Linked DNA regions of Mus musculus: region 2 is linked to region 1. The links are chromatin loops, found by intact Hi-C in ENCODE. Cell type or tissue: left cerebral cortex. All regions are shown on one strand. Each heading gives the region's core, and the rest is flanking DNA. Links, peaks and the distances in the headings are about the cores only.

What was found. Peaks named below come from ENCODE experiments on the same cell type or tissue, not always from the same donor. Only the 100,000 strongest peaks of a DNase experiment are listed, where the experiment ranks them.
Region 2: it touches region 1 in a loop (2.5-fold over the local background); 2 of 42 quality-filtered maps call a loop at or near these places.

What each region holds. Positions count from the first base shown.
Region 1 is chr4:68,376,111-68,392,180 of GRCm38, forward strand. No RefSeq gene overlaps it. Among named protein-coding and RNA genes, the nearest start is that of Gm12911, 62 kb to the left of the region's middle. In left cerebral cortex, for the core only: no CTCF peak of the experiment used is centred there; DNase peaks (open chromatin) are centred at 6,137 and 6,569.
Region 2 is chr4:68,640,123-68,656,192 of GRCm38, forward strand. No RefSeq gene overlaps it. Among named protein-coding and RNA genes, the nearest start is that of Brinp1, 310 kb to the right of the region's middle. In left cerebral cortex, for the core only: no CTCF peak of the experiment used is centred there; DNase peaks (open chromatin) are centred at 7,944 and 8,386; H3K27ac peaks cover 821 bases.

The DNA.
Region 1 (16,070 bases), core at 3,660-8,659:
CTCATCTCAGTGCTCTGGGACAGTGAAACTCATGTGTGGAATCCTAAAATTCAGACATGTTAGAAAGATCACATTAAATGTAGTTTTCTTACAGACATGAAGATCAGGATTCAACAGAAATTGGACAATTTTAATGCCATAAAAAGAACTTTACTTATAGGATAGCCTCAAACCCTGCCTTTCAGGTTTTCACTACTCTTTTGGTTGATCAAATTTCTCCATCACATTTGCCATCTCTTCCCATCTGGAATCTATTACTTTGGCCTTTCTTCCACAATTCTTCTCCTCTTTTCCCCTTCCTTCTGTTTCTAATCCCCTTTCCATCTTCACTTCTGTCATCTTTAGCATGCTTCCTTTTTTCATCTTCTCCCTTGGGGCTTTCATTTCCTTTGTCTCTTGGGTGACACAAGCTACATGTTAAATATTGAGTAAATAAAAATTCCCTGCTATTTAGAAAGATAATATGCAATTGAAATGCAATAAGATATTTGAGGTATAAAAATATTGTGCTTTGTTATCTCAGTATTCTTATAAAAACAATTGGCCTTTTATCCATAAAGAATGGCTATTCACACATGCCATCAGGATGTGCTGATATGTATAATAGCTCATTTAGATATTCATAAATCATAATCCAGCAGTATCTAATAGTGCCTCCCAGACTTTATCATAAACAGTGAGTTTCTGAAAATTTTGTTAAAAGGAATATATTATAATTTTGTAAGCATTCTAATTCTGAAGAATTGTATCATGAAGAAAACCCCATTAATGCCAAAAGCCACAGGCTTCAATTTGCAAAGTAATATGTACTCCAGGGTAGATCTATGTGGATCACCTAAAATCTTCATCTATGTTTACTCTTCTCAAATGAGAAGAATCAAGAAACAAAGAACACTTATATGATAAGATAAAGGACCAGATGTGAATGAAGATAAAATAAAACCATTCTACTACCTCATCTTTACCACTGAAGAAATATGAACATTGGAGGGATTGTGTTTATTACCTAAACTGAATAAAGCTGGTAAGTTATAGTTAGACTCTAAAAGTATATACTTCAAATGTATGAACAGAAATCTTTTATACATGCAAACATTATGAAATGTGCAGGCACACATGCATATAAACATATAAGCATACATATGTTACTAGTCAATTTTTTTTCTAGGGCAGATAATCTCTATCTCAGCATTCACTAGTTGCTGTAGTTATTTTTCTTTTTTTCTTCCTTCCTTCCTTCCTTTCTTTTTTTTCTTTTTTTTCTTTTTTTTTTTTTTTTACTTGAAAGTCAGGTGAGTATTTTACAGTTTTCTGTGTAGGCTTAGCTGTTCTGAAATTCTATCTGTAGGCCAACTCACAGATCTACGTTCCTTTGCCTCCCACGTACTGGGATAAAAAGCTAGGCAAGGCAAACTAATAGAAAGGAAATGATCTCAAGTAAGTCAAAAAAGTCAGAGATATATCTTTTCCCACTACTACAAGTTCCTAAAACTCACCAACCTAACAGTAATAATATATACACAGAGTACTTGGTGAAGACGTTGCTTATTTAGCATCTATGAGCCCATAGCTCATTGAACATAGACAGGCTGACCAAGTGCCTGCATGAAGCCTTCACCCATGCTCCCCTCTCTTTGGAATGAGAAGGTATGCTGCAGACTACAGAAAGAAACTTGGACACCAACTCAGTCACAAGAAACGTCCAAGATTGGCAAAGGCCATTGATTGTGGGCTTAGGATACCTGAAATGCCTCATTAGCATGGTGAAGCATTTCAGGAATCTCAGGTGCTAGCTGAACAGGATTTATTAGGGGAAAGGAAATTCATCCTGTAATCCAATTTAGGCTCCATGATATTCCTCACGTAGAGGCATTTGTGGGGATTTAGAATTCTCCAGACAAGGTCAGAGAAGGGGAAGCTCCACCAATGAAGGAAGTACCAAGGCTGAGGCTATCAGGGCTTGGTGGACTTTGACTTTAATTAGCATCTACAATCTGTCCTGACTGAAAGATGTACTGGGACAATGGTAACACAGAACTTAATTTTTGTGAGTATTAAATTGAAGCCTATAGCCTAAGAGTTGACCAGGCCCTACACTGACTGGATGGCCAGGAACTGGAAACTGAATAGCCCACAGACTTAGGGTAGAACTAGCCAGGACTGCCCTCCCCCTGAAAAAAAAAGTGAAAAGACTCCTAATTATATTCTACTATGCTCAAAATTAGGACCCTTGTTCAGTTGTTATCAGAGAGGTTCCTCCTGCAGTGAGATGGGAGCTGGTGCAGAGACTCACAGACAGATACTATGCAGAGAAATTTCAAATTGGAGGTCTCCATTGGTCCCTACCCTCAGAGATTAGGGAACCCCACAGAAGATCAGGAAGGAAAGACTTTAGAAATTAAAGAGAGTAGAAAATAATACCAGACAAACATTGCCCACCAACCAGATGAATCGCTTGAACTTTGTTGTTTTGTTTTGTTTTTCTTTATTTTTGTTTACTAAAATGAAGTTAATACTCTGTTTTAAGGAATGTGTTCATGTGATGAAACTGGTTTACTATATTTAGCAAGGTAACATTACAGAGTTTCTTATTCTGTTTTTGTAAATAAGTGAACTGTGATTATTTAAATAGGACAGTTGCTTTTATTTACTTTCTCAGAACATCTGTTCATCTTGGAGCCATGGACTTCATAAAGACAAATAATCAGACATTACAGCTGAGCCCTCGGTGATGTCCTCTCTTCCTCCTATCTTCTATTTTTGCTGCCACCAATCTTTTAAGGGCATGAAATATGAACCCCCTTAGCACGCTTGCTCTTTCTGTCATGCAATTAAGTCATACCTCATAAGACATTCCTCATTCAGACTCCTGTGTTCGAGGAATAGAGGAACTTTGATTTAAAGTCTCTAACATGCTAGGAATACACCCCCATCCTTGCCTACATTCACCTACAGAATAGAATGGGAAAATGTCTTGATGAGCCATGGATCAGACAATTGTGTTATGTCTATGATCCTTTATGTTCATAAGATGAGGCCTTATTGGTCTGTATTCCATTTTGATCCTGGATATTGATAAGATTTAGCTTAGAGATATGTGAAAAAGCTTTGTGCTATATGGAAAATATTCAAATCATTAATATGACAAAAATTACAATAAAAATGCCTTTTCCATAAGAATTTCATTCTTGAATTCTAATGAGATCATCATCTTTAAATATAATAAGAATAAAACACACATATGTAACACTTACTCTGGGCAAAGCTCTATCCTGAAAATGTATTGACATTAGTCTATATACTTCTCTCTGACAAATCCATATGCCAAGTTCTTAGGTAACTAATGTTTTAGACTATAAGTTAGAATTAGAGAATATGAATATGAATCAGTGGATTTCAGAGCAAAGAAAACAAATTTAATCTATTAGTCATTAAATGCTGTATACACAACCTTGCATATTTTGTCTCAATGAGATTTGATCACATATGCCTTGTTAGAATACATACATAAGTGCATATTTGTGTATTTTATAATGTGGTTGATGCTTTAATTTAGCTCAGCCTAACTTTATTTATTTATTTATTTATTCTTTATTGTTTTTATTAGGTATTTACCTCATTTACATTTCCAGTGCTATCCCAAAAGTCTCCCATACCTTCCCCGCCACTCCCCTACCCACCCACTTCCACTTTTTGGCCCCAGCATTCCCTGTACTGGGGCATATAAAGTTTTCATCACCAATGGGCCTCTCTTTCCAGTGATGGCCAACTAGGCCATCTTTTGATACATATGCAGCTAGAGACACGAGCTCCGGGGGAGGGGGCTTATTAGTTAGTTCATAATGTTGTTACACCTATAGGGTTGCAGTTCCCTTTAGCTCCTCCGGTACTTCCTCCAGCTCCTCCATTGGGGGCCCTGTGATCCATCCAATAGCTGACTGTGAGCATCCACTTCTGTGTTTGCTAGGCCCCGGCATAGTCTCACAAGAGACAGCTATATCAGGGTCCTTTCAGCAAAATCTTGCTAGTGTATGCAATGGATCCCTGGATATGCCAGTCTCTAGATGGTCCATCCTTTTGTCTCAGCTCAGCTCCAAACTTTGTCTCTGTAACTCCTTCCATGGATGTTTTGTTCCCAATTCTAAGAAGGGGCAAAGTGTCCACACTTTGGTCTTTGTTCTTCTTGAGTTTCATGTGTTTCGCAAATTGTATCTTATATCTTGGGTATTCTAAGTTTCTGGGCTAATATCCACTTATCAGTGAGAACATATCATTTGAGTTCTTTTGTGATTGGGTTACCTCATTCAGGATGATGCCCTCCAGGTCCAACCATTTGCCTAGTAATTTCATAAATTCATTATTTTTAATAGCTGAGTAGTACTAACTTTTTGTGCTGCCTACAGATACTATGCCTGAAAGATGTTATTCAGCATTGAGAGTCAAGAACTTCAATCCTGGTCGACACGAGTGAAAGTAATCACTTCTTCCTGCCTACTCATAGGCCAAGTGATTTGACAGCATTTTCTATCAAGAGAGTTGGACTATTTTTATTGCCTTTTTAATCTGAGTTCATAGCAGTGAAGTGGAAGAATTGATCTGAACAAATCTGAGAGCCTAAACACAAAGAAACAAACCATGGTGTTACTCTGTTAGTCTTTGTCATTGCCATGTGAACAATCTAAATGTTTCTTTCCAGGGTAAATAATAGCAAAGGCACAGCCAACATAATGACATCCATGGTCAGACACCTATGAGAATCCTTAGACCTGCCTTCTCTTTTCAAGCTAGAAGCTTACTACATATACATAAACAAAGCAACAAAAATAATCAGGCTGTTAAAGATCCACACAGCCACTTGAATCATCTACAGGCTTATGAACAATATTACATGGAAACTGGTCTTTGAAGGCTATTGGTTTTTTTTTTTTTATTTTACAGTGACTTATTACACAATGATAATGAAGTGATATAGAAAGCAAGAGTAAAAGTATTGTATTGTCCCTTATTGTCCATTCAGTTTGGCTATTATTCATTCATTCATTCATTCATTCATTCATTTTATTGAAGTAAGCCATAAAGAAGTGACAGTTTGGCAATCTAAATATGATTTTTAATAAGAAGCAATCTGTTTATTTTAAAATAAACTAGAGGGAAATTAATATATAGTCTTGTCTTTAAGAAAAACATTTTTGTCATCTAGAATTTAAGGTTAAAAACACACTTGCTAAATTAATCAAATTTTAGCAGCTGATCTGAGCAGAGTCCTGCTCAGCAATTCAATACAAGGTTCTCTTCACCTTTATATCTAGTTGCAACTTGGTCCATTTTCCTGCATTGCTCACACATTTCCCAGTGCCTATTTTTGTCCACTTAGACTTAGATCAATACACTTAACTCGTTTTTTTTTTTTCTTAACTCTCTTCTACCTGACCTACTTTATTTCTGTCCCAGTTCTTAATTCAGAATATCTCTGTGATGCAACATATCACAATGCAGCCTCAGTTTACCTTTACACAAGGGTCTAATATGATAAATGATACATTAAACCTGTCAGATACTTTCCTTGTATTATCTTTGAGGCATAAATATTTTAAATGGAAGTAGGAAACTACTTGGCAGCAATGAAAGTGCTATAAGCATATGTATGTGCACTCATAAATCAATATCAATAATAAATTGCATTCACATGTCATCTAATTTTTCTTGATCATCCGTAAGGTCATAAAAGTTCACTCCATATATTGTCTCTGCCTCACATTCTTGGTTCCTTTGAATCTGTCTACTCTATTAGTCAGACTGCTTATTATAATCTCGTGGTCCTGTGCTATGGTACCCCTAAATCTACAGGCATTTTACCATGGATTATTAATTTGGTGGTTACATTAGAGAAAATGATCCTCTCTTGTTGAAGCCAGTTAGAAATTTTGCACATCAAAAGCTTCTGTTGGTGACATTTAAGCCAAGGACTCACCCTGCTTTCTAATGTTCTTTATTCTCCTACTCAGCAGGTAGCAGATGAGTTCAGGTTGGAGTTTTGCAGAAAGCAGTTCACCCACTCAAACCTGCCCCGCTTTATTCTCAACCTCTCCTACTCCAATGTCCCCTTTTCTCCTCAATCCCAACTTCTTAGGTTCATAATTAGACTCTGCAACCTCTAAGCTACTTCTCCAAAGTGATGAGCTACTAAAAATACAGCCCTGCAGGAATACATTCAACTTCTATTTCTGTTATTTTTTTAACACCAGTTTCAGATGAACAAAGCAGTTAAACAAAAGGAGAGAGAAAGTGCTGTGATTGCGAAGATGTAACGTCGACACATACTTTGTTCATTTTAATTACACGAAGTCATCATTTAGCAGGATACTGTGAAGGGAAGGCTGCCACAGACCTTCGTTCTTTTGATATTTTCCATTTAAAGCTTCTTTCAATGACCCTGAGCACAAATACCTTCCTAGTAACCCTGAAAACCCCTGTATCTCTGTATAGCCCATGAAATGGGCTCTTTTAAGGTGTGGGAAAAGCTGGACATAATTGAACCGCTCTGCTAATGAGACCTACTTCCATCACTCCTCTGACTGTCTCATGGCATTTAAGATGAGCCTTTTAAAACTGGGTTACAGAAAAGAGGGTAGGACCCGAGAAGGAGTGTGAGGACTCTCAGCCTTAAGAAGTAGACATACAAAGGCTGAAAACATGAGGAGGAAAACAATCCATTCTTGTGAAACATCTAAATTCTGGATTTTTTTTTCCTCTGCACCCACATATTTGGTATTTAGAAGCTGCTATTTTAAACTCTGTCTGGGAACAGCATGTCATTGGCTTAATTAATTGGTGATATTATATACTGTTTAATTCATGCATATTGTGTCAGGTGTTATGGTGGGAAATGTGTTACTTTGCATAAGTTATATTGAAATAACAAGCATGATATACAATGGCTCCTTATTGTATAGATGAAATGTTTAAGCTGTCATATTTTAATACTGAAGATTACATCATAGTACAAGCTAGGATTTGAACTCAGCATCTTTGATTAAAAGGTCCCTATTGAAAAATTAAGAAAATAAAATCAATTTCATGACCCCCTATCACATGTTAAAACTTTTAATGGATATGTACATAGTTCTTAATGCTTATAATTCTATGTTCTTAAAAGCAACGAGGGTTAAGATGTCAATTGGCTACAATCTTGTCCTTTGAATTGCTAAAGGGTCGGAATTGGAGAAACATACTTATCTAATATCTAATATATTGTAAAATATAATAATTAATTTTATGATGCTAAAAATATATATGAGTAAAGACATTGAAGTACTTAGCCACTATCAATTAAAGTCAGCTTGAGTTCTGTCCTACAATATTCATGCCATTCATACAAGATGACTGCCATTCATCATTATTGTTATCTCACTGATAAGGACTGTAGTCACTGGTTTGGATTAGTGCACAAAGAATATTATTTTAGTGCTGTGAGGATTAAATGAAAGGGCAAATACATAGTTGCCTTAATGAATGAGCACATGAATAGAATTTTCAAGTGTAAAATTTAAGCTTAGATATTTTTTCCCAGTAGACAAAAGAAAGGACACATTTATAAAACTCAAGGAAGTGAGAAGCATCATGGCTAATTTGGAAATAGAAAGTAATCAAAAATTGTAAATGCTTGCTAGGAAAATAAACTATTAATCTATACAAAATTAATTTGAAGCTACTGGATATTTTAAGCAGTGGCTAGAAATGATCAAATAGACATTTTAAAAAGACTGCCATAACATTAGAGACAAAATTAAAGGGAGAGTTAAGACATGATAGACAAGAAATTAATTTTTATTTATGAAAATGTAGTTGAAGTACATTTTACTGAAGTAATATGGAAGGAAAGAAAGTGTAAAACACAGTAGGTATTGTGGAAGACTCACTTTTCATTGTATAAAATATATAATTTATAAAAGCCGACTTCAGTTTTGAATGTTTAAATATCTTTAGCAAAGAATTTCTAATGTAACAAAAGCAGTTTGGAGTATCAGACCAGTATTTCCATGAGTGCAGCTCTGCCAGCCAGTGCCCCTCTGCCACTGACCACATCAATTAGTGTCATCCCCCACCGCCTTTTCTGTAAAATGCATACACTGATTTCAATATGACAGTCATAGGTATGAAAGGAAAATAGTAGATTTGATATGATTTGATAAATACTGAAGTGATGATTTTAGTTATCATTTTAGTTTATATAATAAAAACCATGAGAGTACTAATATTTGTATTGTGAATAATTTTATGTTGGTATAAGAAAATACCTGGAGCAGAGGAGGATATAAGAAGAGATTATTAGTTGACAGTTTGTAGAACTGAAAATTCAAGGTCAGACAACTTCCCATTTTCAGCTTCTGCTGAGGCTCATCATGATACCATAGGAAGAAATTGTGCAGAGGATCACACAAATGAAACAGGAACTGGAAGTAAAAGAGTGTTCAGGATTATTTTTATTTTCACTAATCTATTCTCATGGAGCTCCACTAATCACCCATAACAAATACATTAATCTTAACCTAAGAAAGTACCTCCAATGATCTCATTACCATGGACAAAAATCTACTTGTAATGATCTCTTCATCTCTTAAAATCATCTTACCAAGGATCATATCTCTAATGCACAACTCCATGGTAGACAACAGTTATCAGCTATAACACTTTGGAATCACAAGTTTTTTGTGTTGGTTATCTGCTATGAAATAGAGATCACAGTAACATAATATTTAACTAAGAAATAAATGTGGATGGCTAAATAGAATCTTCCTGACTTTAAGAACTTTGTAGAATATAAAAGGTTCTAGATAGAGTCATCACTAACAATACCTATATCTAAACTTGTTTCTTTTCCTCCAATTATCCACTTCCTCTTTATATCATCATTCTTCCTAATTTCCACCCACCTTTTCTCACAGAACAAATGAGCAATGACTCAGGAATCTCTTATTAACTTCCTTTAGGTTGGGTAAAAGCCAAAGTAGAGGCATCCTATAAAAGCATACAAGAATAAAGATTGTAAAATTATGCATTCATATATAATATTAAAGATATATATGACAAAGAATATAATAACAACTTACTACTAGAAATCATTGCCTGATTATTTAATCAGATTTTGTGTATCTGATTATTTTTCTATCTGAAATTAACATATTATTTTCTCTCCATTTTTGGCATAGACTGCTGAATTCCCCTTGCACCCAGTCACAAATTGATTAGTTTGTCCCATACCACTTCAGTTCATTTATGTGAACCTTATTTATTTATTACCCCTTTTTTTTACCCTGGTGACACATAAAAATACATTAGAACTCTCATGTTCTGGCAAGCACTCTCATGCCCTGGCTACCACTTGCTGCTTCTGAGGCTGTCATTGAGTTGCAAGAATGATTGTTTCTGTTCATAAACCCATAAAACGGAATTTGATTTTATTTAGGTGACGATGCTATGAGGTAATTCCAATATGATTCACTTTTTACAGTGATGTTTTTAGTTTTTTGGTTATATACCACTAACATAGTGTGATTTGTCAGTGAACATAGGTTATCTCAGCAGCCAGTTTTTAAAGAAAGAAAACAATGCCTATACAAAAAAAAAAAAAAAAAAATCCATGCCTAAATCAGTGAACCTTCCCTTAAACAGTAGTACCAGGGAATCAAAATGTACATATGAGAAATATATGACCTATCTTCATCTCAAAGGGAAGACAGATGTTTTGAATAGAAGGCAATTTGTACAATAAAGGCATTACTATTAAGGTTTTACAGATAAGAGAGCCATTTATTCATCTGCCAAGTGTTTCACTAGTAACAAATATGTCTATAAAGTAAAAATAACAAAAAGGTGATGTGTCCAGATATAAGATGACGAAAGGTATGAAAAGATATATGTGTCAAGCCACAGCTTAGATGAGGTATATTAAAACTCTAGAAGTGAGACCCAATAAGATGTGATTGACAAGGATAAGCTTTCAAGCTTTCAAATCCCCCCCCTCTCTCTCTCTGTGTGTGTGTGTGTGTGTGTGTGTGTGTGTGTGTGCACGCGCACGCCTGTGCTTATGAGTTTAAATGAATGCAAGAAAGGATGCGAGAACATATGTAAAATGATTTGGGAGAAATTTTGGAGGAAGGCTCTGTATACCTGCAAATGGGGAACAGCAAGAAATTATCTATCTATCCCCATCCTGCCCCAAATCCCGATCTCCACTTAGGTTGATCTCCACCTACCTCTTAAAGACCCGTGGATCCGGAACCATACAGGAACTCTCACCCATCTTCCCGGCTTGCTGATTCCTCTGGAGAAAGCCAAGTAGCCCTAAGCAGTCTGCTATCACAGGGTGACCTCTATTCCCTCATACACATATACCTCTCTGTCTACCTTTATCAGTCCTGTGGATCCTGAACCATAGAGTTAAACTTTCCTTCCCCAATCCATCTTCCTTGCTTATTGAGGCATCTGGGTGTGTCAAGTTGCTTTGAGCAGCCTCATAGCTTAGGCAGACATCCATTATCCAGTACTGCCTGTCTTGACATAGACTTGGTAGGGACAAAGTGACATGGTTTCTCCACCTGGGACAGTGCTCTGCTGTAATGTGAACCTGCGTGAGCATTAATGGCTGTTGTGGACATAAGGGTTATTCCTGTAATAATATACATATTTTCTAGAACCACTAGCAGTAGAGGTCTCTTTCCTTCTAAGGAATATCCTCCATGTTAATGTTAATGACTTAAGGATGTCACTATGTCTCCAAAAAAATGGTAAACACTGGGACCTTCAGGATAGCTTTAAGGCTATGGGAAAGAGCTCTAAAAATATGAATTTGAAAATGTATAATTTCTCAACTATGCAAAAATAAGGATGCAATATGAATTATATGAGGGAATTCATGATTCTAAAGGAACAAAGGCAGCTGGGTGTAGGAAGCCAACTCTAAGATGGCGCCGGTTTCCGGTGTGCCCTTGTCTAAACAACATCAGTGTAGGTGTAAGCCTGAGTCTGGCGCCAACCCCTCCTGAGTGGGCACATGCTAATTAGGTGATTTCGGTTCAACCTATCCCACATGAAGCCTTTCCCTGTGCTGGGGTGTATATAAGCAGACCTCCCTGGGTTCCCGGGGTCCCTGTAGCAGTATCGAGGCGTTCCTTCAATAAAGGCTGTTGAGAAGAATCCGACAAAGTTGTGTCTTCCTTGCTGGCTGAGGTGGGCGTGACAGCTGGGCTGTGAGTCAACTTGTTTGAAAATTACCAAGAAAGAAGATAAAGAGATTTAGTGAGTTTTTATATCAGGAAATCTAACCCAACTAAGGTTTTGTTTATTTGTTTGTTTTTGTTTCTTTATACTTACAAAGGCAGAAAGATTCCTGAGTTCAAAATCAGGCTAGTACAGAGCAAGGTTAGATTCAGGTGTGGTAGAAATGATAATTTCAGGACAGTGTCCCACCCAACTAGTTTATCATCTGTGCCTAACAAAGGCAGACAGATCTCTGAATTCTTTAGAAGGATAAGAAAAAAAAATGTATTCTGTTTCTTTTCTAAGAAACAAAGGGCTAGTGTAAGGGGATGCTGATTCATAAGATAATTAAGGAAATCTGGAATAAACAAATGGATTGATATGTAGTCATAAAAGATTGGACCTCTGTTCATTAGGAGATGAGCTATCCAGAGAATATCTTTACAATAAAAAGAGGGAATAACTTGGAGAAATGACACACACAAGCAAGACATGGACAATGAGATCTCTCAGTATAGCAGGTAAGCAGGATATAGACAGAGAGAGAGAGAGAGAGAGAGAGAGAGAGAGAGAGAGAGAGAGAGAGAGAGAACTCCAGAGAAAGAGTAGAAGATAGAGAGAAGCACACTAGAAAAGCCATATCAAGCAGAACACAAGTCATCAGCTTGGATCCATTGTTTGACTTCAAATGATTCTTTTAACCATTCTCAGGCACCCATTCTCAGGCTGGTCCTTGTCACTCTACCTGTCTGCCAACCTTCATCTAACCCGCTGCTGCTTCTAAAGCATATATCCTGTACCATATGGACATGCAGATCTGGAAAGAGCAGGCCAAGGATACCTATGAGAGGCCTGCCACACCACATCTACCTTCAATGTAAATTCTCCTCCCAATACCTACAACACACAAGGGCAAAGCTATCCAGATGGCTAAAGGCCCACAAAAGGATACAATCAACAAAATCTAGATCTGGGCAGTGGTGGCACACGCCTTTAATCCCAGCACTTAGGAGGCAGAGGCAGGCAGCTTTCTGAGTTCAAGGCCAGCCTGATCTACATAGTGAGTTCCACAACAGCCAACATGATTAAAGTTGTACTTGAACAACAATAGAAACACCAGAAAGTATACATATGAATGGAAATTTAATATCTCTCTATTCAATGACAGCTGGGTCAGGGAAGACATAAAAAATTTAAAGGCTTTCTAGATTTCAATGCAAATGAAGGCCCAACATTCCCAAATTTATGGGACACAATGAAAGCAGTGCTAAAAGGAATGTTCATAGCACTAAGTGACTCTTTAAAGAAACTGGAATGCTCCTGTACCAGCAATTTAAAAGTACACCTGAAAGCTCAATATAAAAAGAGAAGTTAGACACCAAGGAGAAGTAGAAAACAGGAAATAATCAAAATCAGGGCTAAAAGCAACTAGTTAGAAAAAAAAAAAAGAAAGAAAAAGAAAAGAAAAGAAATACAAAGTTTCAATAAAACCAAAAGCTGGTTCTTAGAGAAAATCAACAAAATAGACAAACACCTAGCCAAACTAACCAAAAAATCAGATAGATGGTTTGCAAATAAACAAAACCAGAAATGAAAAGGAAGATGTAACAAAAGACATTGAAGAAATACAAAAAACCATTAGGTGTTATCTTCAAAAGTCGGTACTTCACAAAATTGGAAAACCTTAAAGAAATGGACAATTTTCTTGACAGATGCCACTTACCAAAGTTAAATCAAGATCAGGTAAACTTTTAAACAACCCTATAACCCCTAAAGAAATTGAAGAAGTCATTAAAAGTCTTTCAACCAATAAAAGCCCAAGGCCAGATAGCTTTAGTACAGAATTCTACCAAACTTTCAAGGAAAAGCTAATACCAATCGTCCTCAAACTATTCCACAAAATAGGAACACTATCAAACTCATTCTATGAAGCTACAGTCAACATGATACCTTAACCACACAATGACACGGGAAAGAGAGAGCTTCAGACCAATTTCTCTTATGAACATTGATAAAAAAAAATCAATTAAACTTTTACAAACCAAATCCATGAACAAATAAAAAACCATCATCCTTCATGATCAAGTAGGCTTCACGTAGGTATGCAAGGAAGGTACAATATACAAAAATACATCAGCATTAATCCACCATATAAAGAAATTGAAAAAAATCACATGATTATCTCATTAAATGCCGAAAATAATCCTTTAGTAAAATCCAACACCCCTTCATATTAGAGTTATTAGAGAAACCAGAGATTAAAAAATACATACCTAAATATAATCAAAGCAATATACATAAAGCTCATAGCCAAATGCAAACTCAATGGAGGGAAGCTTAAAGCAATTCCACTAAAATGAGAGATGAGACAAGGCTGCCCACTTTCTCACTATCTATTCAATATAGTACTTTAAGTTATAACCAGAAAAATAAGACAAATAAAGAAGATCAAGGAAATACAAATTGGAAAGTTAGAAGCCAAAGTACAAATATTTATGGATGATATGGTAGTTTACATGCATAACCATAACCCCCAAAATTCTACCAGAGAACTCATACAGCTGATAAACCCCTTCAGCAAAGTGGCTGGATACAAAATTAACTAAAACAACCACTGCCTCTCCGTTGTACAAATGATTAATCTAGCTGAGAAAGAAATTAGGAAAAGAAAATTGTTTACAGTGGTCGTGAATAATATGAAATATCTTGGTGTAAATCTAATCAAGCAAGTAAAAAATCTGTAAGACGTGAACTTCAAGTTCTGAAGAAAGAAACTGGAGAAGATATCAGAAGATGGAAGGATCTTCCATGTTCATGGATAGATAGGACTGACATTGCGAAAATGGCCATCATAGCAAAAGCAGTCTACAGATTCAATGCAATCCCATCCAAATTTTAACACAATTTTTATAGACATTTTAAAGAGCAATTCTCAACTTCATTTGGAAAAAAAAAAGAAAGCAAAAACTTACAAACAAACAAACAAAAACAAAACAAAATCCCAGGATAGCCAAAACAATTGTGAACAATAAAATAACTTCAAGAGAAATCACTGTCCCTGATCTCAAGCTGTACTAGAGAGTAATAGTGTTAAAACTACATGGTAATGGTACAACAGACAGACACATTGATCACTGGAATCAAATCAAAGAGCCAGAAATATATTCACACACCTTTGGACACTTGCTTTTTGATTGAAAAAAAAAAAAAGTCATACAGTGGAAAAACAAAAGCATTTCAACAAATGACACTGCTCTGAATGGATGTCTACATTAGACGAATGCAAATAGACCCATATTTAATCACCCTGTACAAAACTCAAATCCAAGTGGGTCAAAGACCTCAACATAATATTGAATACACTAACTCTCATAGAATAGAAATTGGGAAATACCCTTGAATGTATTGGTACAGGAGATGATTTCCTGGACAGAATAGCAACAGTTCAGGGTCTAAGATCAAAAATTGATAAACAGGACCTCATGGTATTGTAAAAATTCTGTAAGGCAATGGACATCATCTTCAGTCTATCAATTGGGAAAGGATCTTCACCAACCCTACATCTGACAGAGAGCTAATATTTAAAATTTACAAACAACTCAAGTAGTTAGACACCAGCATCCCAAACAACCCAATTCTAAGTTATTTTAAGTGGGGTACAGAGCTAAACAGAGAATTCTCAACATAGGAATCTCTAACAGCAAAGAAGCACTTAAAGAAATGTCCAAAGTTTTTAGTCACCAGGGAAATGCAAATCAAAACAACTGTAAGAGTCCATCATACACATATCAGAATGGCTAAGATCAAAAACTCCAGAAATAGCACATGCTAGCAAAGTTGTAGAGCAAAAAATACTCCTCTATTGCTGGTGGGAGTGCAAACGTATACAATCACTTTGAAAATCAATTTTGCAGTTTCTCTGAAAAGTGGGAATATTTTTATCTCAACACTCAGCCATACCACTCCTTGGCATATACCCAAAATATGTTCCACCATCCCAAAACACATCACTTAACTATGTTCATAGTAGCTTTCTTTGTAATAGCCAGAAACTAGAAATAACCTAGATGTGTTTCAATTGAAGAATGGATGAATAAAATGTGGCACAGCTACACAATAGAATACTATTCAGCTATTAAAACAAAACATCATGGATTTGCCTGCAAATGGATAGAACTTGAGAATATTACCCTGAATGAGGTAACCAGGTCCCCAAAGGACATGAATGATATGTATTCACTTATAAGTGGACATTAGCCATGAAATAGAGGATACCCATGCTGCACTGAACAGACCCAAAGAAACTAAACAAGAAGGAAGGCATAAGCATAAATACTTGATCTCACTTAGATGGGGGAATAAAATAGTCATACAAGGCAAAGGGAGGGAGGGAGCTGGGTGGGAGAGGAGATTGGACAGGAATTGGGGTTTTGTGATCAGATGTGAGGAAAGATATGAGGAATGACCACATGGCCCCGAGAATAAGTGGAAATCACCATCTCATGGGGCTGAGGAGGTAGGGGAAATCTTGAGGACTAGAGAGAGTCCTAGGAGAAGGGAGGCAGCCAGGAGTCAATGTGGTAGTCCTTAGCTGTGTCTCACAGTATTGTAGATATGGAACCTGAAGTGGCCACCTCCTGTAGCAAGGAAGGAATCCCAGTAGAGTGATAGGCACACCAACCTACCCACAAAACTTTTGACCCAAAATTTATCCTGTCTACAACAAATGTATGAATGGGGGATGGAGCAGAAACAAAGGGATTGGCCCAACTTGAGACTCATTCCATGGGCAAGCTTCAGTACCTGACACT
Region 2 (16,070 bases), core at 5,888-10,887, 270 kb after region 1:
CCATCTGGGGATCTTTCCCATAAACAACCACTAAAACCCAACATATTGTGGATGCCAACAAGAGCTTGCTGACAGGAGCCTGATATAATTGTCTCCTGAGAGGCTCTGCCAGTGACTGACAAATACAGAAGTAGATGCTCACAGTCATCCATTGGACAGAGCCCAGGGTCCCCAATGAAGGAGCTAGAGAAAGTACCCAAGGAGCTGAAGGAGTTTGTAGCCCCATAGGAGGAACAACATTATGAACTAACCAGTACCCTAGAGCTACCTGGGACTAAACCACCAATCAGAAAAAACACATGGTGGGACTCATGGCTCTTGCTGCATATGTAGCAGAGTATAGCCTAGTTGCTTATCAATGGGAGGAGAGGCCATGTATCGGGGAATGCCAGGGCCACGAATGGGGAGTGGGTGGGTGGGTGAGCGAGCAGGGGGAGGGGAGTGGGTAAAGGGGACTTTTGGAGGGGAAACCAGGAAAGGGGATAACATTTGAAATATAAATAAAGAAAATATCTAATAATAAATAATTTCAATAACAAACGCATAATATAAGTATGTTTGTCAAATACCAACCAATAATTGGAGAATACAAGATCTAGAAATTGATAGAAGTGATCTTCTCTATTAAGACTGTAGTCCAACTTGCAAGAATACTCTGTATCTTCCAGTTTCCTTCTGGAAAGGGGGAATGTAGTTTGGGAGTCAGGTCTAGAAGTGATTCCATTTATTCTGACTCTTCTCTATACCCTTACTTGTGAATGAGCAGTAACACTATGGGGACAGAAGGATGGACAGAAGGATGTCTTGGCTGCTATTTACTACATCTTCCAGATAAAATCTCTGCCCCCAATTACAATTCTTCTCTTTATCAACCCATTTAACACTTTAAGAGTGAATTTTCAAAACCCTTAGGGAAAAACTGGCTCTTCTTTTCTTGTGGATATTCTTCATTCAGTCTTGGATCAACATACAGTTATCTCAGGAAGAACGGTTTTGAATTACTTTGCTCAGCTACACTGACCTGCACGGTACCTGAGACTTCAGAAGCAAGGCTTTCTGACTAAATTTGATAGGAAGGACCTAGGATTGGCTCTATATTCTGGTACTTGAGCATGAGATAGAATGACTCTGCCCCTAATATATATTTATACCTGAAAATCCTTGAGAGAAACCACCAGGAAAGCAAAACTGGTAAAAGAATGTGAGTCCAAAAGATAAAGGTTAAAATTGAAAGAGAGATAAATGAGCAAATAGCAAAAGGAAGACTATGGTTGTTGACATTATAAAGAACTGGAAGACTCCTAGAAACAACAAGGAGAAGACTGAAATGTATAGAGTAGCTTCAAAGGTCAGCTCTGACCAAGTTGTGCTATAGTAACAAACACCTTTTAAATTACAATATCTTTTATATCAGTGCTGAAACTTTTCACTTAAGCTTCAAGTATACTAGGAGTCTGACTTGCTCTGCCTACATTAATATCTCAGCCTCATTAACGCTGCTTGTCACCATGCCAAAGAGAACCACTCTGGTAGTCTCAGACTAGAAATTAAATGGTCTAAACCCACTTTTTTTCAACTAAGACTATAGCCCCAATCCCTAACAAGGGAAACCAGATTGTGTCCTCTGATTAAAGAGCACTGATATTTATTTTTAAAAGGGAGGAGGGAGGTGGTAGGAACACAACATCCCCAAGGAATATCTGTACCAATGTAATGCTTTGAGGAGTGATTAGGTCTCCAGACTCTTGCTTATAAAAAGCCAATTCAGAGTAACTCGATGCTTCTTTAGAGTTAAAGAGAAAGGCTTAGCAAAATATGATATTAAAATGTTTCATGAACTAATATTATATTTTATATTTTTCTTCATGTCTCCCTTTCTCCATAATTTTGAACCCTGGTTCCATCTTTTGCTAACCCTATAACTTGGAGCAAGGAACATTTCAAATCTTTGTCATCTCCATACTTTATAAAAATGAAAATAACAAAATACACAACTACCAAGTTATTTTGTACATATGAAATGAAACGATACTGCTTATGAAGCTCAGCAAAACATACCTACATCTAAGAAGTGTGCTGGGATAGCTACACTTCCAGGTAACTCAAAGTGATTAATTCTATAATATGTTTTAACAGTGTACAAATGGTACCTGGAGATACAGAGTGCAGTCACAATCAGAGATGGCAAAATGGTGAAGCCAGAGTTGACTGCCAGGCACTTTGATACACAAAGTTGAGATGTATGTATATTACACATAAAACCTGTCATCTAACTTGGCATTATCTGTAGTGTGTGGTCAGTGATCACCAATATTTTTTTCATTTCCAACCTCTATGACCATAACCTCAACCTGTAGATCTGACTAGAACAATGCATGCATTTCACGGCATATTAGTCAGAGTTTTCTAGAGGAACAAGATTTATATTCTGGCTTTTATGATATGATCAGAATAGCTCAACCATAGTTGTCATACCCAGAAAAGGCTGAGAACCCATAAATTTATCAGTTAATGAGGTTGGTCACCTTGGCAGTCTCAATATGGCATAGCAGGCTTAGTGGACTCCTGTTGAGGCACCGTATTACACATTGGAAACCTAAAAATACTGTTCTAATACAAGTAAGAGCAATAGTACTACCAGCCAGAGCAGTAGCAGCATTGATGAACTCAACAGCAAGAATGAATCTCATCAAGCAAAAAGCTTTCCTATTTCCCTTGTATCTTCATCTGTGTTACTACCAGAAGGGACTTTGCTCATTTATGCTGGGGCCTTCCACATTAAGTGATGAAATCTGAACAATTCCCTACAGACATGCCCCAGGCCAGCATGATGTAAACAACTCCTCTCTGCAGCAGCTCCACTAAATCTACCTCTCTTATAATTATAGGTTGTGTTGTGTTGATAACTAAAACTGACAATCACATGTCTTTCTCTCAACAAACTTAAGTACCAGATTCATTTACTTAGGGTGTCATAAAACATCAGGACAGACAGATGACTTATTCTTCATCAAAAATTTAATTTTTTGATGGTTTTAGAGAGTAATGTTTGGTTCCAAGTCATTGACAAGGATGGCTTTTGTTGAATGTCCCCCTTTCTTATTCTTGTGGTCTTTGCATTACATCACTCCAGGCTGTGTATCCTTATATTTCTTGTGTAGAAGTCCATGCCTAGTTCTTTCTTTTTACATAATTAGCTATTTGAATATAATACATTCAAATACCATCATATTCTGAAATAACAATGAATATTGAATGTGGGAACACACACAAATCAATACATACCTGGTGGCTGAAACCCAGATAAAGACATAATTGAAATATTGGATGTTTTTCATTACGAATCCATGTCATTGTTCTACCCATGAACCATTAGCAAAACATGGCTATGTACTAGAGAAATGTTTCTGGAAACCTGTCCTGCTTCACCTAATTTTCAGCAGAAATGTTGACTTTTTGAACAGCTAAGAAAACCAAACACCTATTCTTGGTTTCCTTGGAAGAATTCAGACCTCCCCACTCTAAGTAAGTAGGATTTTACTTCATATCTTGCACCTTTTATGTTATTGTAGCCTCTTAATATGGATGCCATAAGATTTACGTTGTCAATAGTTGACATTGTTAAGTGTCAACTACATATAAATATGAGCTAAGATATACTGCTAGGTTTTTAGGACAATGTAGTCTGAGTAAAACAAAATGATGTGCAGTACATCCTGAGCATAGCTTGAGAGCTTGATGGATAACAGAGGATGTTATCCATCACTGTAAAGATAACAGAGGAAAAATGACCATGGCAGGCTGCTAATTCAGAGATGTCTAACCAGAGATTGAGAGCATTCATGGTTTAGAATGTTAGCAAAGTAAAAAAGCAGCAGTTCTTAAAGCACAGTTAGGAAGCAATTTCTGCTCCATTTCTTACAAATGGTTTACCCTTCTTCAAGTCTGAGTCTAAGGGTCGTGGTTTTCATGGAGCATTTGAACTAGCTTCATCTTCAACCTCCTTTCTCTCTCTTTTTTTGTGAATTTTACATCATGCCCCCCAACCTGCCCTCATCTCATGTCCTGTCATACCCACTCTCCACACTTGCAACCTCCCTTCCTCCCAAAAGAAAAAAATTATCTTGTGGGAGCTGTAATATGTAACAGTGTTCTCACTATAACTATATACCCTTTTGTTCAGACTTCAGTCCTTGCAGATGTTCATTGCAATGAGTCAGTGGTCTGGTTTGAGGCCTTTGGTATCTGCTATGCTCTCAATACTGGATCTTCACCCGAACTTCTCTCAGATACCCTGTTGTTGCCCTGTTTCGTGAAATTGAGTAGCTTTGGATATGTAGGATCAGCCCTTCATGTGATCCAGCAGTTTATAGATGGGATAGATGTTAAGGTGGGCCAACACAAAGTTCTTAATCTGGGTCTGGGTGGTAGCAGAGCTGGTCAGACCATCATGAAGGGAAAATTCTGGTTTCTTTGGAGACTCAGTTGTGTCATGTGATTTTTTTTGTTGTTTTTTGTTGTTGTTGTTTTGTTTTGTTGTTGTTTTTGTTTTTTTGTTGTTGTTTTTTGAAAACTGTCTTATTAGAGGATGTTTTGGCTAAAACAGACAAACGGGAGGATGTTTTGCTGAGAACACACATGTGGTCTTCTTTTATGTAAGCTGCCTAGAAAAGGGACATGTGATGTTTAGCTAGAGCAGACACTTGAGAAAAGGGTACAAATATAATCCAACAGACAGTGGGACAGGGTGTGTTGCACTGGTTCACCTTGCATTTTGTTGCAGTTAAACCTGGTTCTTCCTCCTAGCACCAGAAATACCACTCAGACTCAAAATATATTTACAAATACTTTGACCGTATAGTTAGGCTCAATTCTTAATAGACCATAACTAAAACAACTCAATTATTTTAACCTACATTCTGCCACATGTGCTCAGGTATCCTGGGTCCAACTCTACACCTCTTTTCAGGGACACTCCTGCCTTCTCTCCCCAGAAATCTTTCTCCTCCTGGATGGCCCACCTCAATTTCCTGCCTAAGCTATTGGCCTTAGGCGTTTTAATTGGCAAATGATACATCCTTGCAATACAGGAGACAGTCTCTCTACACACCAGCTCTCCTTAACCAACATCACCAGGGGAAGCTCGCCATCACTGACTTGGCTAGTTCACCCAATGCCACAGCTGACAAGAAGCAGAGGCAGCTCTCCCCTGCTCTCATGACTTGAGGCCAGGTCACTTGCAACTCCTCAAACCAGAACTGCCTACTCTACTGTGCTTCCTTAGCAAGATGCTGTGTCTACTCTCCTAAGTTCTACAGCTGGGTGAGGATTGGGATCAATTCTGCTCTCTTGTTTTTTGGGCCAGCTCTATCATGATACCGAGACAAGGGGTGGGTCCAGCTCTGCACAGTCCTCACAAATCACCATAGCCCCAGGTAGCAGTCTAGACCAAGACTTCACCATGGCCTTGGGTGGTATTGCTGGCCACTTGCATCAGACTGTTCCACATTACACTTAACTCTACAGGTCTCCCCGTCTTCATTGTGTATGCATCATTCTATTTCTCTTTCTCTTCAACCTCTCTACCATTTAATTGTTCATCTTAGTGACAATGGGGTGGGGGTGGGCTCTAGGTTTCTGGGGTCATCTCAGGAATGCTATGCCCATATTTTTTTTCTGTGGCACTGGGAAGGGATCTCAGGAGTGCTCTGCCTGCCTGGGGTGTGTGATTCTCAGCAGGGTGCCCACTCAGGTGTGGTCTATCCATGTGAGCTATATAGTGTCAGCTTGCCTCACCTTTTATTATGTACCATTTGCCCTATTGTGTGACACTGTTCTATGAAACAGTCATTTTTACAGTCTGTCCAATCACCTATAGACAGGAACACTGACACATAGGAAAAAGGCTCAGGCCTTTCCAGGCAGGCAGGTCTGAATTCTGCCTCTTTTACTTATTAACTAGTCAGACATTTGACACATTATTAACCTCCTAGTTTCTTTACCCATAAAATCAGAGTAGTAACAACCACTGGGCAGGGGAAGGAAAAAGACTTAATAGAATGAAGTATATAAAGCATTTAAATTATTGCTTATTATATAGACTCAGGAAATGGTTGTTATCATTATAATAATGGTTGTTATGCCAGCCATTTGTTTCTACTGCTTCTTAGCCCATCACTCTTTTCATATTTGTAGCATAGTATTATGTAACTGCAGCATATAAATCATACATAGATGCAAGATAATATAGGAGCTCAGTCCTATAACCAGCCGGCTTACCATTTATGACCTCCACCATTAATTACTGTAAGGTAGGGAAAGTTAACTGGACCTCTCTAGGTCTCAATAGGTTTTGGATCAAATAAGATTAGGTACTGGACAGTTCTCTACCTGTGGCTCATGACACCTTTGGGAACCAAAGACTTTTTTACAGAGATTGTCTAAGACCATCAGAAAATACAATATTTACATTATGATCCATAACAATAGCAAAAGTACTGTTGTGAAATAGCAACTACAATAATTTTATGGTTGAAGGAGGTCAGTACAACATGAGAAACTGTATTAAAGGGTCACAGTGTCAGGAAAGTTGAGAAGCACTGTTGGCTCTCTTATATAGATAATTTAAGCTTAACCTTACCTGATACTGTCCAGAAGAGAATACATATATGATACATGGCAATTTTTCCTTTACTATATAGTAAAAGTTTAAGCTCACTGACTATTCTTTCTGCCATACCAAAAAAAATCAGTTTAATATAGTACTAATTAAGTTTTTGGTTTTATTGATGTTCCTAATCACCAGGTATTTGACTACAGCCCTGAATGAAAAACATTTCCACTCTCTAGTCCTGCTCTCATATTATCAGACACATACACTCAGTTGACAGTTTCTGTAGGTCAGACAACTCTCAGGATTCCATGGGACACTCTGCCTTTCATTTGCATTCACTCTATAAAGGGCCAATATCCATGTTACTACTTCCCCTCCCCTCATCTTCTCTCAACACATAAAATATTGGCATCAAAAACAAAACCAACCAACCAACCAACCAAAAAAACAACAACACACCACTGAGAAAAAAACTTGAGCAGGGTCACAGGTTTAGGAGGTTTTAAGCCAAAGTCTAAGCCACATGTAAATGACAGCCAGATACATTATCCCTGCTAGTGGTCATGGCCCATGTTTGTCACTGCTGTGGGACACAGGGAACACACAATCACTTATGTTAACGATATGGATCATGCTTGTCTAAAGGGAAGTCATAGGACATTTGTTGAATGAAGGGGTTTACTGGGTCATGTATTCATCTACCTAGTAAACCAGATGTTGTGATTTGGAAAGAAAATGTTCCCCACATGTTCATATGCTTAAAAACTTCATTCCCTGTTGGTAGATATTGTGGAGCAGGTTGAGTAGTGTGGGGCTAGAGATCAGGCCTTGAGGTTTGCAGTCCTTCCTTCTGTACTTCAACCTCCTTCCTTATATCTGCTTCCTGAGAGTGTACAGTTTCCCAGGGCTACACTGTGGCTCTGCTTTCATGCTTCCCTCTCAGGAGCCAAGTCAGGTATAGGGTTTCTTCTTGTCAGAAATTTGTTAAAGGAACACAATATATGTCTGATTTTATACCACCTCTATCTATCTATCTATCTATCTATCTATCTATCTATCTATCTATCTATCTCTATGATGGTTAGTTTCAATTATCAACTTGATACAGTCTAAAATCAATAGGCAAATGGACTCATATTGAGGAACTATCTAGATGAAAATTGACCTGTGGGCATGGTTATAGAGATTATCTCAGTTAGATGTATTGACATGGGAAGACCTACCCCACTGTGGGTGGCACAATTCTCCTGGCAAAGTACTATGGCTTGTATAAGAGTAGAGACAGCAAGATGAGCACTAACATGCATGCTTTAACCAATTACTCTCTGCTCGTGACTGCGGTTATAACATTACAAAATGCAACAGAATCCTGTCACCTTGACTTCCAGGAAATGATGGTCTATAACTTGGAAATGGGAGACAAATAAACCATTTACTCTTCAAGTTGCTTCTATTGAGATATTTTATCACAGAAACAGGACATAAAATTAAGACACCATCTATCTATATTATCTACCATCTCATTTTCTATTAACTATTATATACTACCTCTAATATACTTATCTGTATCTATCTATATTTTATCATTTCTATTTAACATCTCCCTAACAACCCATGCTAGCAACTATCATAATTTATCCATCTGCCATCCTAGCAAAACCCCCAACATAATGCATGCATAAATAGAGGACAAAATGAGGCAAGCGCCTATTTACTGTGAACTGCATAAGAACTGTGATGAGTGGGTGCTATAGACACCAAGAAAAGCTCTCATGACTAGCAGAATTGTACATTCTGCTCTACCAAGGTGCCTTCCTGCCCACTCCTTCTTCTTCTAGACAAACACAAAATGTCACAATTTTACAGTGAGAATTTATATAATGCTATAGCTGTGCTCTTAGCAAGCAGCAAGACATAAACTTTTTTGACTACAAATAGAACAAAGGAAGCAGAAAACAAACTTGAATTCTCTGATATATATTTTTTCAATCAAAAAGTCCATGGCATGTTTTTACATGAAAGGTAAAATCTATAGAACACTATGGCAGAAGACTGCTTGCCCTTTCTTAATGATCTGAATCATAGATTTGCCTATATTGTACTGATGGACAAAATCAAAGGCTTTATCTCATAGCAAAATAAGACTGACTAATTTTCCATTTTCTATTTTCTTTACTGTTTATTATCTTTTCTTAGATGTTATATCTATTGACCTGTTTTTTCTCATTTTTATTACTTCCTTGAGAATTCTACATTACATATCTTTTACCTACTTATTTTTTAATTTATTAGATGAAATTTTAAAACTACTATTGTTAAATGGATGTATAGGTATAGGTATAGGTATAGGTATAGGTATAGGTATAGGTATAGGTATAGGTATAGGTATAGGTACAGGTACAGGTATATATGTATGTATGGAGAGAGACTGGGACATTTTTCCTCCTCCAGAATAAATATCCTGGCCCCCTGTCCCTTATTTTCTTCCCCTTCTCCCTCAACCTCTATTTCCTGATTTTATTTCTAATTCTCTGATCTTTGTTCCTCTGCAGCAAATAAATCTCCTTTGTGCTGAGAACTTGGCTTTGGGGTTCCTGGGCCCATACCCTCCCTCACAGGCATTCTTTCATCTCTTCTTTTTAAAATTGATTTTTAGGATTTGGTTGGCTTAAATTTAAAAATATTTTGTAATATCTTTAAGTGTTTGAATGTGGTTTTATGTATACACATGTATGTATTATGATGTATGTTTGGTCATTAGGCAAAACAAGGCAAAATGATGTGTTCCTTCTTATATCTTTAAACACCATCCTTTGTAATCACTGTGGGAATTCCTTGATGTTTATCTTATTCTGTGTCACAGTAATTGCTAACCCCCATTAATCTTATTCCCTAGGTTTGTTTCTAGCTCTGCTCTTACTGATCTTTGACCCTCTTAGTGAAAGCCATTGCTTAGGTATGCACATAGTAACAGACTGTGAATATCTGACTCTCTTTACATTACAACAATAACTTTCTTCCCCAAATATGCTTTAAAAGAAACCTCTCTACAATGGGGACGTGATCATTCTTCCTGCAAATTCCACATTTTGAAGAATTAAAACTGAGCTCCTTAATGATGCCGTTGGATGACCTAGTGTCATCTGAATCACTTTACATATAACTCATAACTATTAAATGGTAGTTATGTAGCAATTCTAGATATTTAATTACTGTCTATTATCTGGGAAATGGTGTCTGCACCCTTGCCCTTGTTATATACTGTTTCCCATTCCTGCTGAAAAGATTTCCACAGTAGTCTTTCTTTTTTAACTACCAAACTGGTTTATTTGAAAAGATAATCTTTATCTTTTGCAGAGAACATTTATGACTCCATTCTTACTATTCATGATCCAAATGTGTATAGCTACCATTACATGGATTGCATAGACATATTATAACTTTCTTTTCATTGCAAAGTAATATCTTCACTCTGTAAAACCTTCAGCAAATATAGATAAGTAGAATGGAGAAAAATTAAATCATCCATAATTTTGTCACTCAGTTGCAACTATTGTTAACATTTGGCAGACTCTATTGCTAGTCTTTTCTCTGAATATATCTGTTTATTTTTCAGAAAGTATAATAATACTATTAGTATTGTTTTGTAATGGGAATTTTTGAAATGGAAGGGCACATTGTAAAAATTATCTTGTGGTTTTAAAATTATTTCTTAAAATTATTGTCAATGTTGAAAAGCATTTCCTTAGACGAATGGAACAATTTCCTATTATTTGAAATACAGTCATATCCAAAATTTCACATTACAAATGGGAAGGCAATTATTCTCTTTATAGCCAAACCCTCAGGTATGATCATGGTTACTTCTCTCTGATAAATCTTGACAGAAGTAATTTCTGGATCAATGAGGATTTATTTGTTTATAATTTCCAATGCATATTTCTAAATTTTCTTCTAGAAAAATCCTACTATTTGCATACTTACAAGAAAAGGTGTCTGACAAGGCTTTTAATCTGACAAAGCTAATATAATAGATGGTATTTGTTAGGTTATTTAATAAGTCTATCTTATGACCTAGTTTAATTTCTCTGTATAATGTAAAATACTTTTATTTGAATAGTCATCCTATAGGCATTGGTGTATACAGAAATGTGCATGCATATACATGTGGTTTCTCTGAGTTCTATGACTGAGTCCTTTGCTTTTTATTATTTATAAATCAGTTTACTGATTTTAATAACTTTTCAAATAAAGGATACTTTAGTGTCATTCTTTATCCTATATATCACACCCAAATTGTATTTCCTCTCGCATGTTTGCCCTTAAAATTGATTTATGAGAACAGTATATCTAAACCCCCTTTTTTGAAATGCTACTAGTGAAATTATTGATTTGTAATCTCCTAAGATCAGTTTATGAAGATTTAAAGTAACAAATCAGACTTTTCTTTTATCACTATTAAAAGAGTGAGTCCATATCAATGTATTTCTTATTCATACCATTAAAACCTTAGTCTTACCATTTATTCATTATAGCCAATTTACGTGTGTTTCCATAGAGAGTGTTTAATATTCTTGTGAGTGTGTCTTTCACTCTTCCAAATGTATATATGAAGAAGACACAATTATTATAGAATTGTTTTCATGTAGCAAAGTAACTAAAGGAGACATTCTTTATTATAAAGACCAATGCTCTCTACTTTCATAATGTGTAACCCTGTAAAACAGTGTTTCATGTTGTGGTGGCAGCCAACCTTTAAATTATTTGTGTTGCTACTTCATTACTAAAATTTTGCTACTGTTATGAATCGTAATGTAAATAAATGATATGCGTGATAACTTATATGTCACCTGTGTGAAACGGTTATAATTCAACCCTTCAAAGGGTCACGACCTATAGGTTGAGCAGTGCTGATCTAGAAGAACCATGACTAAAACTCAAGTCAGCCTGAAACCAAATCTGACATACCAAGTTCATGTAAATATTTTCTATCTATTCACTATCAAACAGGTTTGCACCTATGTGAAGTTGTTTTACTCTTAGATCTGAATTTTATAGTATTTCTTATTCTATACATAAAAATAGCTTTTGAGATTAGCTTTTTATTCAGGTCTAGCACACTACATATAGAGAGTATGTTACTTAAACCCCCGTGTAGATTACACTCAGAACAAGAAATTTACCAGTGTGCTGGGAATGTCACTATGCCTTCAAATTACAAGGTTCCCACAGGCCATCTCTGAAAGCAGTATTGGTTTTATAGTTATGCTTTTGAATGCTTTTTCCATGTATCTTTTGGATATTTACAGCATTTTTGAGTTTAAAAGATCTATTCAAATCATTTACCATTATATATATATATAATTCTTGTAGTATTAGGTTTGAACTTAGGGTCCCATACACTCTAAGCAAGTGTTCTATCACTGAGTTACAGCCCAATCCTTGATGGTTTTAAATTAGAGTGACATTGTTAAGAATTCTTTTTTTTTTTCCAGTTTTTTTCTTATTGGGTATTTATTTCTTTTACATTTTCAATGCTATTCCAAAAGTACCCACTGCCCCCCACACACACTCCCACTTCTTGGCCCTGGCATTTCCCTGTACTGAGGCATATAAAGTTTGCACAACCAATGGGCCTCTCTTTCCACTGATGGCCAACTAGGTCATCTTCTGATTCATATGCAGCTAGAGACAAGAGCTCCAGGGGTATTGGTTAGTTCATATTGTTGTTCCACCAATAGGATTGCAGATCCCTTCAGCTCCTTGGGTATTTTCTCTAGCTTATCCATTGGGGGTCCTGTGATCCATCCAATAGCTGACTGTGAGCATCCACTTCTGTGTTTGCTAGGCCCTGGCATAGTCTCACAAGAGACAGTCATATCTGGGTCCTTTCAGCAAAATCTTGCTAGTGTATGCATTGGTGTCAGCGTTTGGAAGCTGATTATGGGATGGATCTCTGGATATGGCAGTCTCTAGATGGTCCATCCTTTTGTCTCAGCTCCAAACTTTGTCTCTGTAACTCCTTCCATGGGTGTTTTGTTCCCAATTCTAAGAAGGGGCAAAGTGTCCACACTTTGGTCTTCATTCTTTGTAGTATAGCTTGAGGTCAGGGATGGTGTTTCCCTCAGAAGTTCATTTATTGTTAAGAATTGTTCTTGCTTTTCTGAGTTTTTTGCTTTTCCAGATAAATTTGCGAATTGCTCTTTCCATGTCTTTGAGAATTGTGTTGGGATTTTGATGGAAATTGAATTGAATCTGAAGATTGCTTTTGGTAGGATGGTCATTCTAGCTGTGTAAATTATGCCAACCCATAAACATGGGAGAACTCTCTATTTTCTGAAATCGTCTATTTCTTGAGAGACTTGAAGGTATTGTCATTCAGAGTTTTCCCTTGTTTGGTTAGAGTTACAGCAAGATATTTTATATACTTGTGACTATTGTGAGGGGTGTTGTTTCCCTAATTTTTTTCTCAGCCTGTTTATCATTTATATAAAGGAAGGCTACTGATTTTTTTGAGTTAATTTTATATCACTCTCATCAACTTTCCCCAGTCCTCCCAAGCACATGTACCTCTCAACTTCATATCTTCTTTTTAAACTATTATTTTTTTAATTCACAAGTCTAAAAGGGTTTCCCAAATGCATAGGGGTGTGAGAGCAACCCTTAAAAAAGGAGGAACTTATCAATGACAATACTATTTTCTCCTGTAGGAGCTAGATGTTACCATGTTGGATTTTTCACTAGCCTGACCTTGAGCAGATTTTATACTATATATTCATGGGTGAAACAGCCACGACCCGCTGAGAGGACAGCATTTTATAGTTCTCCTCCCTATTGGCTGACTCTCACATTCTTTCAATCCACTCTTCTCTGGTATTCCTTAAGCTTTTGTGCTCTGGGGATATAGATATCCAACTTAAGGCTGAGCAATCAGTTATGCTCATTACTTAGAACAGTGAACATGTTGCTGAATTAGCCATTTCCTAATATAATAAAAGCCTTTCTCTGGTCAAAGTTGAACACTGAACAAACTTGTAGTATAATCAACATCAATTGTTCTCCCCCTGGGAGTTTTCCAGCCTTGCTGTTTGATCATATTTCAGTACCAAGCATGGCTTCCTCCAATAAAAAGAGAAGTTGGTTGCTCCAGAAAACCTTTACCACTGTGGCATCAATGGGTACCATTTGTCTGACCCTCAGCATTGTAAAGTCCCATACTGAGTAAGTCACTGATATCTTTTGAACCTAAGCAGCCCACACAGTCTATTCTAGCACCATAATAAATAAGTGGAAGGAAGATAATTTCCTGGTAGCATACAGATTCATTTTTTTATGACATGCAATCAAAATCTGTGATTTCTTCAACAATGTAAGCTTTTTAAATGAAAACATTCATATTTTCCTTTATTATACATATTAAACTCTCTTTAAATGATTTGGAAGGTAGTAAGCTGCTTCCTGTGAATGAGTAGAGGATAAGTAACTTTTTGGAGCATTAAAGATTGAATCTAGAGCTTTGCACTCTGCAGGCATAGTCTTCTACCATTGAGCTCTATTCCCAATCCTATTTTGTTGTTTACTTTTTTATCATAGTTTAGCAAGAAACTTGCAAAAGTTTTTTTTCTATCCATGTCTTTTCTTTTGGAAAAAATATCAAACATGTGTGTGTGTGTGTATTTTCCTTTTTTTCATTCCCTTTCTTTTATTTTTAAAAATTATTTGGTTATTTTATTTACTTATATTTTAAATATTGTCCCCCATCCCGGTCTCCCCACACACAAACTTCCCATCCCCCCTCTGATTTGTCTCCCCTCTGCTTTGTCTCTAAGAGAGTGCTCACTCACCCTCCCACCCACTCTCACCTCACCCCTCTAGCATCCCTCTATTCTGGGGCACAGTTATGTTATTTTGAGCAGCCAAGAACAATGCTAAAAGCTTATGTTAATTTGGGTGACTGGGGGCTCCTTGAACAGCAATTCATAGGGAAGTATTTTGTACCCAATAACGAGAATGAACTTTAATATCTGAAGTTTTACCGAAATCAGCATTGTTAACTAATATATGGTACCTCTATCTAAGCACCACTTTTTAAAAAATTGGCTTATAAAGTGTGGTATTATAAAAATTCATCATACATTCTTAGTTTTGCTTATCCTTTATCTTCTCTTTATGTCACCACCATCCTCTTCTTTAGGTCTCAGTATTATTCTCCAGTCTTTCATATCATGATGCTGTAATAGCTCATATAAATATATATACATATATATATATATATATATATATATATATGTGTGTGTGTGTGTGTGTGTGTGTGTGTGTGTATGTGTGTGTATTTACATATATAGTATATATATATACATATATATGATATTTATTAACTTACATATATATAATATTTAGTTACTAGAGCTGAAAGGTCATAGGTTTTGAAGTAGCCCCATCATAGTCTCTTCACATTGGTAAAACATTCCCCAGGCCCTTCATTTCTGCTTCTTCATGACTCTACTAACTACTTGAACTATGATGTCAGCACTTCCTACTGAATCCATTTTCTCTTTAATAAGTCATAAACACATTTCAGGTCAATTCTTTGGTATATGCGTAACTTCGCTATTTATTAGAGACAAATAAAATTTGCATATTAATTTCATGCATGTGCTTATTTGTTGTTATATAAGGAATTAAATCTTATCAGAATCTTTGACATTGTAGAACACAAGCATTTTCAATGTTTTTACAGAGTGGATCAATATTTTGATTGTATAAATTTAATGCTGAGAGTGTCACTTTGCATAAATACACAGTATCAACTGTTTAAAGACATTGCAAAAATTATTGGAAATTATGTCATAATCCCATGTTAAAATTTATTTAACATTTTCTGTAATGAAATTCATGTCAACAACTCAAATGAGCCAAATATATGCACCCTTTCCACTCTTGTTTCTATTGTTTCCATTCTCAGTGTTTATTGTTTGCTGTTGTCTGCTGTTTTCCTGCCTACTCATTCTATCCACATTTATTCTTACAGATACTCTTCTCAATAAATTTCTGTAGCATAAACCCTAAATGGTCACTTAGACTACTGAACATAACATGAAAGAGGATAACATACTTAATAATATTTTTTCTGTTTTGTTGATGTGATTTGTATCTGTACTATTTGCAAAGTTCTTCCTAAGTAGGAGACAGCAATACAGTCATTATCAGACAAATATTTTTCTTCCTAAAATATTTCCTTTAGCTTGTATTTTATTTTTGTTTGGTAGTAATGAATGTGTTCAGTTTTTCTTCTTTTTTCAGAATTATGCTGATATCACTATGTTTTCTAGTGTTTTGAATATTCCGTTCATTTTCTTCTGCCTTTCACAGTTTTATATAATTCAGTCATTAATTATATCATTGTTTCCCTGCATGTAATGTATTGCTTTTATTGAACTTCTTACAGTCTTTTTTC